2 separate regions of the Homo sapiens genome follow, and region 2 is linked to region 1. Evidence: read pairs that join two places in POLR2A ChIA-PET (ENCODE). Cell type or tissue: A673. All regions are shown on one strand. Each heading gives the region's core, and the rest is flanking DNA. Links, peaks and the distances in the headings are about the cores only.

Region 1 (4,385 bases), core at 194-4,193:
CTCCACTGTGGGGATTGTGCAGGTGCATGGGAGGGTGTGTGTAGGGTGTATGTTGGGTGTGGGGGACGTGGGCTCTGTAGGTTTGTGTGGTCAGTGTGAGGGGATGTGCAGTGTGGGGTGAGAGAGTTTTCTGTAGGGTGTGTAAAGTGTAGCTGGGGTAAGATGTCTGCTCACTGTGAGAATGTGTGGTGTGTGGTGTGTGTGTGTGGTGTGTATGTGTGGGGGTGTGGGAGTGTGTGTGTCGTGTGTACATGTGAGGTGTGTGTAATTGTGTGCGATGTGTATGTGTGTGGTGTGTTAGGTCTGTGTGATTGTGTGTCATGTTTGTGCATGCATGTGGTGTGTGTGGTGTGATTGTGGTATGTGTATGTGTGCGGTGTGTGAGGTGTTTGTGGTATATGTGTATGTGTGGGGTGTGTGAGGTGTTTGTAGTATATGTGATTGTGGTGTGTGTATGTGTAGTGTGTGTTATTGTGTGTGGTGTGTGAGGTGTGTGTGGTGTGATTGTGTGATGTGTATGTGTGTGGTGTGTGTGATTGTGTGTGATGTGTATGTGTGAGGTGTGTGTGATTGTGTGTATCATGTCTGTGCATGTGTGTGTGTGGTGTGTGGGGTGTGTGTGATTATGGTGTATATGTGTGGGGTATGTGGGTCTTGTATGGTGTGTGACTGCCATGTGTTTGTATGAGTGTGGTGTGTGTGATTGTGTGTGATGTGTGTGATTCTGTGTATGTGGTGTGTGGGGTGTGTGGAGTGTGTGTGATTGTGTGTGTGGTGTGTATGTGTGGGCTGTGTGGGGTGTTTGTGGACTTTGTTCCAAGGGAAATGGAAGCCATGGCATTTGAGGGCAGAGCCAGGCCATTGGGCAATCGTGGACGGAGATAAGGGGGACAGCATGGGTGTGAGAAGGGGGAGTTGTCAGGGTGGTTGGAAAAGGTCTCCTCCACTGTGGGGATTGTGCAGGTGCATGGGAGGGTGTGTGTAGGGTGTATGTTGGGTGTGGGGGACGTGGGCTCTGTAGGTTTGTGTGGTCAGTGTGAGGGGATGTGCAGTGTGGGGTGAGAGAGTTTTCTGTAGGGTGTGTAAAGTGTAGCTGGGGTAAGATGTCTGCTCACTGTGAGAATGTGTGGTGTGTGGTGTGTGTGTGTGGTGTGTGATTGTGTGTGCATGTGTGTGATTGTGTGTGGTGTGTATGTGTGGCATGTATGGGGTTTGTGTGGTGTGTGCGATTGTGTGTCGTGTGTTTTTATGAGTGTGGTGTGTGATTGTGTGTGGTATGATTGTGTGGTGTGTGTGGTTGTGTGTGTGGTGTGTGGGGTGTGTTGAGTGTGTATGATTCTGTGTGTGACTGTGTGCATGTGTGTGGTTGTGTATAGTGTGTATCTGTGGGGTGTGTGGGGTTTGTGTGGTGTGTGCGATTGGGTGTCGTGTGTTTGTATGAGTGTGGTGTGTGATTGTGTGTGGTGTGATTGTGTGGTGTGTGTGGTTGTGTAAGTGGTGTGTGGGGTGTTTTGAGTGTGTATGATTGTGTGTGTGACTGTGTGTGCATGTGTGTGGTTGTATATGGTGTGTATGTGTGGGGTGTGTGGGGTTTGTGTGGTGTGTGCGATTGTGTGTCGTGTGTTTGTATGAATGTGGTGTGTGATTGTGTGTGGTGTGATTGTGTGGTGTGTGTGGTTGTGTATGTGGTGTGTGGGGTGTGTTGAGTGTGTATGATTGTGTGTGTGACTGTGTGTGCATGTGTGTGGTTGTATATTGTGTGTATGTGTGGGGTTTGTGTGGTGTGTGCGATTGTGTGTCGTGTGTATGTGTTGTGTGTGATCGTGTGTGGTGTGGTTGTGTGTGTGGGGTGGTGCAGTGTGTGTGACTGTGTGTGCATGTGTACATACTTGTGCACAGCCACACATCCTGTGCTCACGCCCCAACGTGCCCTGCACTTGGACTGAGGGTGGCGTGGAGAGCAGGAGCTGTGGCTGCTGTCCCCAGGGAGCTGTCCAACGTTTTCAAGCACTGTAGCTTTGCCCTGTATTGGAGCATCTGAGAGTCAAGAAAAATGTAACAGCTCTATTGAAGTGTAGTTGACAAGTGCACACATTTAAAGTGCACAGTTTGGGACGTTTGACGTCTGCGTAGATACACACAGGTGAAGCCGTCCATCCAGTTATGACCACAGTTTGGGACGTTTGACGTCTGCGTAGATACACACAGGTGCAGCCGTCCATCCAGTTATGACCACAGTTTGGGACGTTTGACGTCTGCGTAGATACACACAGGTGAAGCCGTCCATCCAGTTATGACCACAGTTTGGGACGTTTGACGTCTGCGTAGATACACACAGGTGAAGCCGTCCATCCAGTTATGACCACAGTTTGGGACGTTTGACGTCTGCGTAGATACACACAGGTGAAGCCGTCCATCCAGTTATGACCACAGTTTGGGACGTTTGACGTCTGCGTAGATACGCACAGGTGAAGCCGTCCATCCAGTTATGACCACAGTTTGGGACGTTTGACGTCTGCGTAGATACACACAGGTGAAGCCGTCCATCCAGTTATGACCACAGTTTGGGACGTTTGACGTCTGCGTAGATACACACAGGTGAAGCCGTCCATCCAGTTATGACCACAGTTTGGGACGTTTGACGTCTGCGTAGATACACACAGGTGAAGCCGTCCATCCAGTTATGACCACAAGCACTCTTCCTGTCCTGCCGCCCCACTCTCCCTGGTGCCCCTTGGGGACCCACCTGTCCTGCCTCTGGCTGCCCTCCTCCTCCAGTGCCCCATCCACAGGCAATGGCTGATCTGCCTCTCACATCACAGATCAGTTTTCATTTTCTAGAAATGTCTGTAACAAGAAACGCAGTATGAACACTTTTTCCTTTTTTTAATTTTTAAAGTCATCATATAGTCATATAGATTTTTTCATTTTAGCTTGCAGTTCCATGCATGTAAACACATGATCAGTTACAATCACCACAACAGGTCCAGGGCTCCACCTGCCCCCAAATCCTTTGTGTTATTTCTTTTCTTTTTTTCTTTTTCTTTCTTCTTCTTCTTTTTTTTTTTGGGTGAAATCTCGCTCTGTCGCCCAGGCTGGAGTGCAGTGGTGCGATCTCGGCTCACCGCAAGCTCCACCTCCCAGGTTCAAGCGATTCTGCTGCCTCAGCCTCCCGAGTAGCTGGGATAACAGGCACCCGCCACGATGCCCAGCTAATTTTTTGTATTTTTAGTAGAGACGGGGTTTCACCATCTTGGCCAGGCTGGTTTTGAACTCATGACCTCAAATGATCCACCCACCTCGGCCTGCCAAAGTGCTGGGATTACAGGAGTGAGCCACCGCGCCCAGCCTCAGCTATTTCTTTATGGTCACACACTACCTCCCCCCCCCGCCCCCCGCCGATCTGTTCTCCTCCACCATAGTTTTAATTATTGAAAATGAGAATGGCACATACATGGAATCACACAATCGGCAGCCTTTGTGACCAGTTTCTTTCACCAACACCTGCCTTGGAGAGTTGTTCACAAGCTCGTATGCATTGATAGTGTGGTCCTCGTGTGGCCGATAGAGTTGCACTGTGGATATATCAAGCGTGTGGGTCTTTCGCCTGCTGAGGGGCGTCTGGGCTATGCCAGCGTTTGAAGTTGGGAATACGCTCAGACTTTGTGACTTTACCTTGCAGGGCGCTGGGCATCTCAGTCTTCCTATAAATATTCTTGAGCTCTGTTCTGGAAGGGCTTAAACTGCAAAGAAAGTTTAGTCCTTTTGTTTCTTTGCTAGTTGGGACCTGAGCAGAATCGAATCTAGGGCTACTCTTGCCCCTTCCTGGGGCAAAAAAGCCCTTCTGAGTGCTTACCCAGTGCCCACGAGGGTGGCATCCACTCAGCCGGCGGGAGTAGGAGCTGCGCCTCCCCTGTGTGCCTGGACGTTGCCTTTTCCAGTTCTCAGGGATTTCCTCACACACATGCTCTGATGGGCTCTCAGCTCCAAACCTAAGGGGAGCCTCTGCACGTTCTCCAGAATGTTCTCTCTGTACACTGTGCTCCTCTGAGGGCTCTGCTCGCTCACGCCGGCCCCTTTGGCCTCTCCAGAATCCATCTCCAGCTCCCGGGCTGTGCGGCTGGACATTTTCCAGAGCTGATCTGGGGGCAGCCCCGGGGACACCTTGTTTGCTTCCCAGCCCGCAGCGATCACTGTCCTTCCTCATCTACTGTCCACTGTCTTCAAAACCATCGTTTCACATATTTTGTCCAGGCTTACAGTTATTTCAGGAGAGAGGAGAAACCCCATCCCGGTTACTCCATAGTCAGAAGGATAAACCTAGTTTCTTCGACTCCACCTTGGGAAGATGAAAGCCAGAGTCTATACTCTACGGTAGAAATGAT
Region 2 (4,385 bases), core at 258-4,257, 190 kb before region 1:
GGGCAATTTTTCTGCTAGTCCCTTCTGGTTTTTCCTTACCCAGAGCTTTAGTCTTTTGTGGTCCAAACTGTGGGGACATGAAGGATAGGAGTCCAATCATACCTCTCTCTATGGCTGGGGCTGGCCTTTGTCTTCTTCCCTTTTACTTATTCCTCCCCGCAACTTACATGCTCTGATTCCCATGCTTTAATTCTCTCTCTACTTAAAGTACCATTATATCTTTATTATTTTAATTAATTTATTTATTTATTTTGAGATGGAGTCTTACTCTGTCACCAGGCTGGAGTGCAGTGGCGTGATCTTGGCTCACTGCAACTCCGATTCCCAGGCTCAAGTGATTCTCCTGCCTCAGCCTCCTGAGTAGCTGGGATTACAGGCGTGCACCACCATGCCCAGCTAATTTTTGTATTTTTAGTAGAGACGGGGTTTCACCATGTTGGCAAGGCTGGTCTCAATCTCCTGACCTTGTGATCTGCCTGCCTTGGCCTCCCAAAGTGCTGGGATTACAGGCATGAGCCACTGCGCCCGACCCTTTATTATCTTTTTTTTTTTTTTTTGAAATGGAGTCTCGCACTGTCTCCCAGGCTGGAGTGCAGTGGATCTGTCTCAGCTCACTGCAACCTCTGCCTACCAGGTTCAAGTGATTCTCCTGCCTCAGCCCCCCAAGTAGCTGGGACTACAGGCACGCACCACCACTCTTGGATAATTTTTGTAGTTTTTAGTAGAGAAGGGGTTTCATCATATTGGGCAGGCTGGTCTCGAACTCCTGACCTCGTGATCTGCCCACCTCGGCTTCCAAAAGTGCTGGGATTACAGGCATGAGCCACAGCGTCCAGCCCTTTATATCACTTTTAAAATCAATATTCAATTTGATTCATCTATATACTCATTCACTTTGTTGCTGTTTATTCCTGCCTTCATCTCCCAATGAAATCATACTGTCTCTGAGATAGTTTTCCTTCTTCTTGAAGACAACAGTGAATTTTCTTTAATAAACTGCTGGTGATGAACCTCTCAGGTTTTGTCTGAGTACCTGGTAGTATTCTGTCTTCATCCTTAAAAGAAAATATTCACTGGCAATACAATTGTAGATTTGTAGTCATTATTATTTTAGTATTTCAAAGATGCAAATCCTTTCTCTTATAACTTGCACTGTTTCTGTTGAGAAGTCCATCTGATATTTGCTCTTTTGTAAATTTTTTTCTCCCCCTCTAATTGCTTTTAAAATTGTTTTCCTTGTTTCTATTTTTCTGCATTTTTATTATAATGTGTCTAGGCGTGATTTACTTTTTATTTATCTGGCTTGGTGCTCACTAAACTTTATGACTCATCTGTAAATTGATTTCTTTCACCAGGTATGGAAAATTCTCAGTCATTATGTTTTCAAATATTGCTTCTGTTTCACTCTTTTTCTCCTCTTTTTCCAATGCTTAATGTATGTTAAATGTTCTCACTCAATTATCCATATTTTCATACCTTTATTTTTCTTCCTCTGTACTTCATGTCTCATTTTGAATATTTTCTTCTTGTCTATCTTCTAGTTTATTAATTCTCTCTTCAGCTTTGTTTTTTTAAACTGCTGTTAAAGTCACCCATTTAGGTTTTCTTTAAAATTTAGTTATTCTATTTTTCATTATTTTTTAAAATTGAGGTCTTTAAAATGTTTTCCAGTTGTCTGCCAAGTTTTTCAATATTGTCTTTATCATCCTTGAGCATAATTATTTTAAAGCCTATATCTTTTCATTTCAGTATTTGAAGCACATGCTTATCTTTTTCTATTATGTAATATATCTGCTGAGTTTTGCTTATGTTGTTTTATTTCCTATGCCTTGTTCATTTTTGATTTTGTGCTGGACACTATGTTTGAAAAGTTGTTGTAGAAGTAATTAGAGGACTAGGATGATGTTATCTTTATTCAGAAAATATTTTTATTTGTGTCTCTCAGGTGCTTGAAGACATTAGCAATGGAGGATCACTTTAACTCAGTATTTCAGACCCAAGATTTTTCTGTGCTACCAGATGACTCAAAACCAATTACAGTCTGTTCATGGGATCTTTCACTTCCAATTCAGTTTCTCCTTCAGACACATTTTTGGTTTCTGTCTTAAAGGATGAGGGAGGTGCTTAATGGTGCCCCTGCTCTCAATGGGCCCTGGGCTCCGGTTTCTGTATCCTAATCAAAAATTCTCTTACCCACATCTAATATGTTCTGTAACTTGTTCCATGCATTTTATTTTTAACGATTTTTTTTTTTTACTTCTAAAGTTCTGGTTATTTTTTCCACATCTGTCTAGTCGTTTTTGATGGTCTCAGGTTGCCTGTTCATGTTTATGATTCTATGTTGCATTTCTTTAAATATTTACTACATTGGTTTTATATGCTCTGTCCTTGATCATTCTAATATTAGAGGCTTTTGGAAGTCTAAATCTGCTGTTTGTTTCTATTGCCCTAATCTCCGATGGTCTGTTCTCTTTTTACTTGTTGATCTTTGAATGTGAGCTCATATTTGGTTGGTCTTAATTTGTGGAGCCTAAACTGAGGACGTTTTCCACTAGAGAGGATTTGTGTTTGCTTCTGTAACAAGCCAAGAGACCCTGATGACTGGGACCACTGTCATCCCGCGTGATTTAGCTTGCACACCTTCTCTAGGCATTGTCTTTAAGTCTCAGTTCAGTGTCATTGGTCAGTGTGCTCCTGGGCAACTTCCTTGATTTTCTTTGAGCCCAGTAACACTGCAGATCAAGCCTGGTCAGGGTCTAGCTTCTTGTAGGCAAATGGGGAGCCCTTCAGAGTGTCCAGTCCACCCTGCTTTCGGAAGCATTAGTCTATTCTTGCTGAGCGTGAGTTTGGCTTCCTCAGTGCTTCTTCCCCGCATCGCGCATTATATTAGTCTCCGTGGAGTTCTTCCTGTTGCAGCTCTCCAACATGCTGCCTCCCCTCATGCTTCTGATGCTGGGTCATGTGCCCCTGTGATAGCCGTGTAGGGTCCAGTGTGTTTCCCCCATCCAGCCGCTCTTCCTCTCAAGCCTCCAAGCACAATGAGCTGTATGGCTGGGTGGTGTCCTAGGTGCAGGGAGCAGGTGGGTGGGCTTGCTGGAGACCTCCCTGTATGCGCATGGCCAGGAATAACAGTCCATGAACAAGCTGGGGTCTCGTGGAAGCCCCTAGTGGCAAAGGTCTCACTTTCCTCACTGCACTGTCCTTTTCAAATGAATCCAGGAGCTGGTGTCTTGATGGGTCTGGCTTGCTCTGGACACAGGTCTCTATTGGGTCTCCACGTCCCGTGATGCCTCCCAGTGACCCTTCCCTGCCTCTTCCACAGCTGCTGCCATCTCAGGAGCTTCTGTGTCTCAGCTGAGATGCTTGGCAGAGGCACGTAAGGGAGGCATGGCCATGGAAGCTGGGGCGCTGGGACGGCCATCTCGTTTCATCTGCACTGGCTCCAGTGGCCTCTTATAGAGGGGGCTGCTGCCTTCTCTGTCCGGCCCCTCTCTCATGTTTTCACTCATTGGGGGCTTTGCCTGGGGAAGCAGAAGACACCAACAGCTATTTTCCTGCACCTGGCGCAGTTCACAAAGTCTTTTCGATGTAAGCCTCTCAGACTGTTCCCAGCCCACCCTGGATCCTACTCCCAGGCTGTTCTGCTCCAGGGCAAGAGGTTTCCAGGCCTGTGTTGAGAAGCCCAGCATGTACCCTGTGTTGGTGTGGAACCCTGGGGCAGATACCCTGACAGTCGTGTGCCCAGCCAGTCCCAACTGCATCATACAGCCTAGACTTTTCTCAAAGTCAAAAATTGGCTCATCGCAAACTCTTCTTTGTTTCCAGGTGTTGCTGTACATTATGCTTTGGTTTGCCTTTTTATTTGGTTATTTCAGTGGGGTTTATAACATGCAAGTAAACATGGCACAAGACGTTTGAGACCTGGTATAGCTTTTTTTTTTTTTTTGAGATGGAGTCTCGCTCTGTCTCCTAGGCTGGAGAATAGTGGCACAATCTCGCCTTTTTTGATCAGAAAAACAAAGAACAAACAAATAACCCTTTGGTCACTGAACAAGAGCTGAGAAATGGAATGCAGACACTCATTTGATTCTGTGAGCAAAGAAAGGGACTGGAAAACCACCCTGAAGACCTGGGTCCCTCCCTGGAGCCTCTGTTTACCTGTCTCTCACCTGCAGGGGTGCACAGAGGAGCGAAATGTACTTAAAAACAGGCAAAACCCACACAGGCTGGTTTCCAATCCTAGCTGCTACTGCCACGGAGGCAATTCATAATGGGACACAGGGGAAAAATAACAGAGAGAAAATTTCACATGAAGACAGTGGGGGAGTCCTGCAGGGGTCGGTCAGCTCAGACTGTGCCATCCCTCCCAGCTGGGGCCATCCACA

Evidence for each region. ChIA-PET counts read pairs that join two places held together with the same protein. Peaks named below come from ENCODE experiments on the same cell type or tissue, not always from the same donor. Only the 100,000 strongest peaks of a DNase experiment are listed, where the experiment ranks them.
Region 2: POLR2A ChIA-PET joins it to region 1 with 6 read pairs; 2 of 35 experiments call an interaction of 5 or more read pairs at or near these places.

What each region holds. Positions count from the first base shown.
Region 1 is chr2:239,642,301-239,646,685 of GRCh38, forward strand. No RefSeq gene overlaps it. Among named protein-coding and RNA genes, the nearest start is that of LINC02991, 66 kb to the left of the region's middle. RefSeq lists enhancers at 1,963-2,490, 2,491-3,016. In A673, for the core only: no CTCF peak of the experiment used is centred there; a DNase peak (open chromatin) is centred at 1,981.
Region 2 is chr2:239,452,642-239,457,026 of GRCh38, forward strand. No RefSeq gene overlaps it. Among named protein-coding and RNA genes, the nearest start is that of HDAC4-AS1, 53 kb to the left of the region's middle. In A673, for the core only: no CTCF peak of the experiment used is centred there; no DNase peak of the experiment used is centred there; H3K27me3 peaks cover 387 bases.